2 separate regions of the Homo sapiens genome follow, and region 2 is linked to region 1. Evidence: chromatin contacts called from ENCODE Hi-C or POLR2A ChIA-PET data. All regions are on one chromosome and are shown on one strand. Each heading gives the region's core, a stretch centred on a gene start or an enhancer-like site at or near the end of the contact. The rest is flanking DNA. Distances are from core to core; before and after follow the strand shown.

Region 1 (2,696 bases), core at 111-2,610:
ACCAAAAGCAATCAGGAATAAGTGCTACTTAAATCAGAAAAATACTCAAAATGCTGAACACATGCTGGTGTAGTCTCAAACAAAACTGGGTGATGGCATTTTCTATAATGACTGTGTAGTCTGCCATGGCGGGTGGCCCAAGGAAGTGATAACAGGGGCAGAGGATCTCTAGGTCACGTGTTCAAAGTCATAATTCTCAGGTGTCTAAAACTTGTTCATATATCTGACAGCTGTTCAATGACTGATGTGAAAAGAATCAGAGGTTTTAGTTTAGGGTCTAGCAAAACAGATGTTCCCCTTTATAACTGACACCTTTGTTATGATAGAGGAGAGTTTTTTGAAAGAAATTAAATCAGTTCTAGTCCTTAGATTGCCTGCTGAGATGTTTTTGGACTAGTCAGAGTCTGTTTTTTCTTTTTGTTGTTGTCGTTGTTGTTGTTGTTTTTGTGTTTCCCAAGAGCATCCCACTATGGCATAACGATTTGTTTGAAATGTTTAAATTTTTTAAAAATCAAAGGTAGGAGTTGTCTAAGAGTGATAAGGCAGTCATTTAATATAGCTCTTTCCGCTGCTTCTATCTTTCTTTATTCTTTTGCAGTCGCTTGCAAAAGGTTATCTGCCACATTACAGGTCTGTGTTCATTTCTTTATCAGCATATGATCTATAAGAAAACATTCAGCCTGGAGCGGTGGCTCTTTTTCCCTTTGAAAATAGTGCAGTGGCACCACGGGGTTGTTTTTTGTTTTTTGTTTTTTCGTTTGTCTTGTTTTGTTTTGTTTTGAGATGGAGTCTCTGTCACCCATGCTGGAGTGCAGTGGTGCCATCTCGGCTCACTGCAACCAACCTCCATCTCCTGGGCTCAACCAATTCTCCTGTCTCAGCCTCCCAGCACCTGCCACCAGGCCCAGCTAATTTTTGTGTTTTTAGTAGAGTCAGGGCTTCACCATGTTGGCCAAGCTGGTATCGAACTCCTGACCTCAGGTGATCCACCCACCTCGGCCTCCCAAAGTGCTGGGATTACAGGCGTGAGTCACTGTGCCTGGCCGGTTTTTGAATTATCTAATACTTTAAAATATGTTTCCTCCCTTTTAAACCCAAAGTTCTAAGTGGGAGGATATGTGTCCTGGGCATTAAGTGGGAGATGCAGATAGTTCCTGAAGACCTCCACAGCAGTAGACTTCTTGGGCTACAGGGGAGCCCACTTTCTCCAGGGACCATATTTGTTTAACTTGTCCCTGCATGTGGACTGCCCTGTGGCAAACCACTGTAAAAGAATGAAGTCTCCTAAGAATTGTGCTTGAGTTTGTACATTCCTTGGTGTCGGCTAAAGCCACAGGAACTTTGGCAGTATTTTGAAGTTACACCCGTTCCCTATTGCAATGCAGGTCTGTGAAATAATGCCTTAGCTCTGCCAAAAACCACAGTGATTATCAACAGTGTAAATAATCAAGTAAAAGCACTTTTCCACAGCCCAGTGACTAGATTGTCAAGAATGCAAAAAGTAGTAGCAAAAATTGATTGCCATTTGCAAAGATAATTTCTATCTGAATTATATTACTGTATTGCAACAGCGATGCATAATGTGTGTCCAGCATCTTTGTAATAAACATTTTAGGTTTAATTTAGAAATCTCTGAGTCATTAGAAAAGTTCTTTCTCATTATGATGAAGGGGCCATGGTGAACTCAGCACTATTACAGTCTAAAGAGGGAAAAGAAACAGACAAGCAAGCTACACGTGTGAGAAGCAGAATTGCTCCTAGCTGAAACAATAGGAAAAAGTTCAAAATATAGATAGCTGCCTATTATTGAATAATTAATATAAGTATGGCTGTTTTACATTATCAAGCAGCCTGAGTATTTTCAATATTCCAATACAATGTGATATGGTCATTGATTTGTTGTTGTTTTAAACTCTTCATTTCTGCGAGGAAAAGAAGACTTCACATCTAGCAAACAAGGTCAAATAGATCAACTAAACTAGACCTTTCCGCCCCTCACAGATACCCCTTGTGCTGCTGCTTCAATTATTCCTGACATTGGTATTCAATAACTCAGGCTGGCAAGATGGTTTTAGAGCTCCACCCCAACCCTACACTGCTGGAAAATCTTATTTAAATTGAATTTTTCACTCTTCATCTCTTCGTTTCAGAACCAGGAAGATGTCTGCTGAAAAGCATCAGGCTGGCTGGCATGGTGGCTCAAGCTTGTAATCTCAGCACTTTAGGAGGCCGAGGTGGGCAGATCGCTGGAGGTCAGGAGTTCGAGACCAGCCTGGCCAACATAATGAAACCCCATCTCTACTAAAAATACATAAATTAGCCAGGCATGGTGGCCCATGCCTGTAATCCCAGCTACTCAGGAGGCTGAGGCAGGAGAATCGCTTGAACCCGGGAGGTGGAGGTTGCAGTGAGCCAAAATTGCGCCACTGCACTCCAGCCTGGGTGGCAGAGCGAGACTCTGTCACAAAAACAAAAACAAAAACAAACAAAAAAAAAGAAAAGCATCAGGCCTTACTGGAAATTAATGCAACGGAAACATAATTCTCTTGAGCCTTGGGCCTTCTCTCGAGATTAGTAGGTGTGACTCAGTGGTTCAAAACCAGGCTGTTTATATGAGTGGCCTAAGGGGCTTTTTAAAAATACTGATCGCTAAGCACAGCCTTCTCCAGGGACCATTTAATTAAAAATCTGACGAG
Region 2 (2,696 bases), core at 141-2,640, 46 kb before region 1:
TGCCCATCCCAAACACAGTGCTAAATTTCATCTTCTCATAGCCTACTATGCTTATTTCTGTCTGTGGTTTTGGCTTCACTCTACAGAGTAAGGCAACTGCATCATCTTCACATACGGTTGTGAACTGTAGGCTCATCTTTGTCTTAATCTCTTGATAAATAAAATAAAATAAAAGCAAAAAAAGAATATACTCTTCCTGTTAATCTTGGCTAGGAGCACAACAGTTGATTATCTCACTTTCAGTGTGGGCAATCTGGGTATAGATGGTATTTAATGAATGGCAGCCACCATCATATGGAAAGCATGATGGTCCTCAAGAACAGGCTTATGGTCAGAGGTGGAATGCATGGACGGCTAACTCACATGCCTATGGAGGTCTAGTAGGTGACTTAAAGAGTGAGGCAAACTAAGGCTGAAACACAGGGAGGGATGGGGGAAGGGAGAGACCACACATCCCCACCAGAAGTCAACAGGTGATGGTGATCACACGCAATTGGTTCAGTGCTGGCAAATCTCCTGATTTCTGCAAAACTGAGAGGCCTGTCATCTTTCCTACATGGTTAAAGATAAGAATCAGATTCACAGGAACACTCTCAGGGTAGTTGAGTGTCTTCAGAACAGGGATGCCACTTACCAAAGGAAGGGGCCACAGCCAGAAACCAGAGCTGAGTGCCCAGTAGTGCTGGAAGAGGCAACTCCAAAAACCAGAACAATATCCAAAACCTTTCGATTCCTATCCTTAAAGAGGAGCATGTTATTGGGAGGAGATGAGTTTCACGATGTATTTCAGGACAAGAGTATTTTGATATTCCTCGGATCTGATACTGCAAAAGCAACTGCTTATACAGCTGTCCTATGGCCCAACTTGAGATATAGTTCAACTCCTCTCCTCTTAGGGAAGACATCAGCTACAACTGCTTCAAAAAAGAATACCCAGAACAATTGGAGAAACAGAAGGATCTCCATATAAACAAAATAATAAATTTAATGCAAGTCTCTTTGATCCTGGAAAGGCCCAATTAAAAAAGGCCTCAAACATCTATATTGTGTAAATTCAATAATATGCATTATTGACACTAAACTAATGTCAAACTTCTGCTCCATTTTCTGCCACGTACACCCAGCCATCCTGCCACGTACACCCAGCCATCCTGCCACTAAACCATTAAGGCAGTTGTTGAGAGAGAAGGATCCAATCAGACCTTTTTCTTCCCGTGCAATGATGATGCAATTCTTAATATTCTAAGAGCTGAAGTCATATAAACAGCCTGCTTTTTCAAAAGTGTCATCTGAGCTCCTTCCGTTTGCCAGGCCTTAGACACTAAAAAAAAACAAAGATGGATAGGGCAAAGTCCACTGCTTGGCAGTCAAACAGATAAAAAACTAACCATTTGACCATGTGAGAGGAAGCATATGTATGAACAAAATGCTACAGTATATGAGTGTGGGAGTCCCTAATTCTTCCTGGGAGGTAGAGAAAGGGACATTTGAGCTAGGCTTTACATGATTGTGAAATATAGGAAGGGTTGTTCCAGAACACGACACCTCGTCTGGAATTTCTTATTCATAAAACCCAATATCTGGTTACCAGGTGATTACCAAGTAAACTTTTTGTTTGATGTGGTTTCACCTTGGGTTTTCTTTTTGTTTTGCTTTGTTTTGACTTTGTTTTTATGAAGAGCACCTGAGAAATTTATAAATTCTCTTTTACTAAGTCCTATATTGCCCTTGAGTTTAGGGTCAAATTATAAATGTTTCTCATCTCTTTTCCTAGCTACTGACTTTCTTTAAATAGGATCCCATAAAGTGACACAATGACATTTCATAACAAACTCAATGCATAAAACTGCTGAAGTGTTTGAAAAATATAAAAGCTTTATGACAATACATATCAAATGATACAGAATATGAAAAGTCCTGGAACATTAGTGGGACTGACTAGAAATAAATCTATCTTAAATTAACCTCAGTTTTATAGAAGTGGAAACAGCAATTATATAGAGGAAAATTTTCAAAACCAATAGTTTTTATGTTATTACATTGATGTCCCAACACCATGGATGGCTCATTGTCATTCGATGACTGTACCAGCCTATTTCATTCTTGAGACCTTAATTATGGTATTTCCCAGGAGGTGAACTATGGGTGAAAAATCATGAGCTTTTTGTAACACAACAAACCAGACCAAAAAAAGAAAATCTGAGACTGTGAAAAATGAGAAAACACATCACGTGTCTTCCAATTTATCATGCCACATGCCTTCAAGATAATTATCATTTGTCATTTTGGCTTATACGTGAAAAAATCTGATAAAAGATAGGCAAAATTAAATCAAATGCTTTTAGCAGGAACTTAATGAATTCCCCCCACTAATGTTTACATTGCTAGGCTATCTATTTGTAGATCATCTGTCATTAGTTTCCAAAGGGTTCTATTTTCTGATATGATACTTACAGTTTGTTATGAATCAGCTAATTATACAATAACCTTTACCAGCAGCAAAACCAGAATTACATGGATTTCAGGACAGTTATTTCTAATCCCCATTTTAAATTACATCTGTCTCTTAAGTCAGGAGAAAAGAGGCAGTTGGAAAACAAGCCACCTACAGCTAAAGCCAATCGATGGATTTGTTTTGTTGGACAAGTTAATGGGAGCCGCAAACAGGAGATCTGTATTTTCATAAACTAAATGCT

What was found. Hi-C counts contacts between places; a loop is a spot of excess contacts on that map. ChIA-PET counts read pairs that join two places held with the same protein, here RNA polymerase II (POLR2A). Pooled maps may share reads with other maps.
Region 2: a loop to region 1 is called in a map of PC-9, with 6 times the contacts of the local background. The contact joins two enhancer-like sites. A Hi-C loop is called at or near these places in 2 of 168 maps with a recorded cell type or tissue (PC-3 and PC-9) and 3 of 50 pooled maps. POLR2A ChIA-PET finds 5 or more read pairs at or near these places in 5 of 52 experiments (AG04450, CD8-positive, alpha-beta T cell, OCI-LY7 and 2 more).

Annotation. Positions count from the first base shown.
Region 1 is chr3:177,477,340-177,480,035 of GRCh38, reverse strand. The region is part of intron 1 of LINC00578 (long intergenic non-protein coding RNA 578); the gene reads right to left. Among named protein-coding and RNA genes, the nearest start is that of LINC00578, 37 kb to the right of the region's middle. Within about 2 kb of position 1,360, at least 15 of the 41 ENCODE cell types and tissues checked have a DNase peak (open chromatin) inside an H3K27ac peak, as active enhancers do; they include PC-3 and PC-9, where a contact is called at or near this core.
Region 2 is chr3:177,522,890-177,525,585 of GRCh38, reverse strand. All of the region lies in intron 1 of LINC00578 (long intergenic non-protein coding RNA 578), which reads right to left. Among named protein-coding and RNA genes, the nearest start is that of LINC00578, 82 kb to the right of the region's middle. Within about 2 kb of position 1,390, at least 3 of the 41 ENCODE cell types and tissues checked have a DNase peak (open chromatin) inside an H3K27ac peak, as active enhancers do; they include PC-3 and PC-9, where a contact is called at or near this core.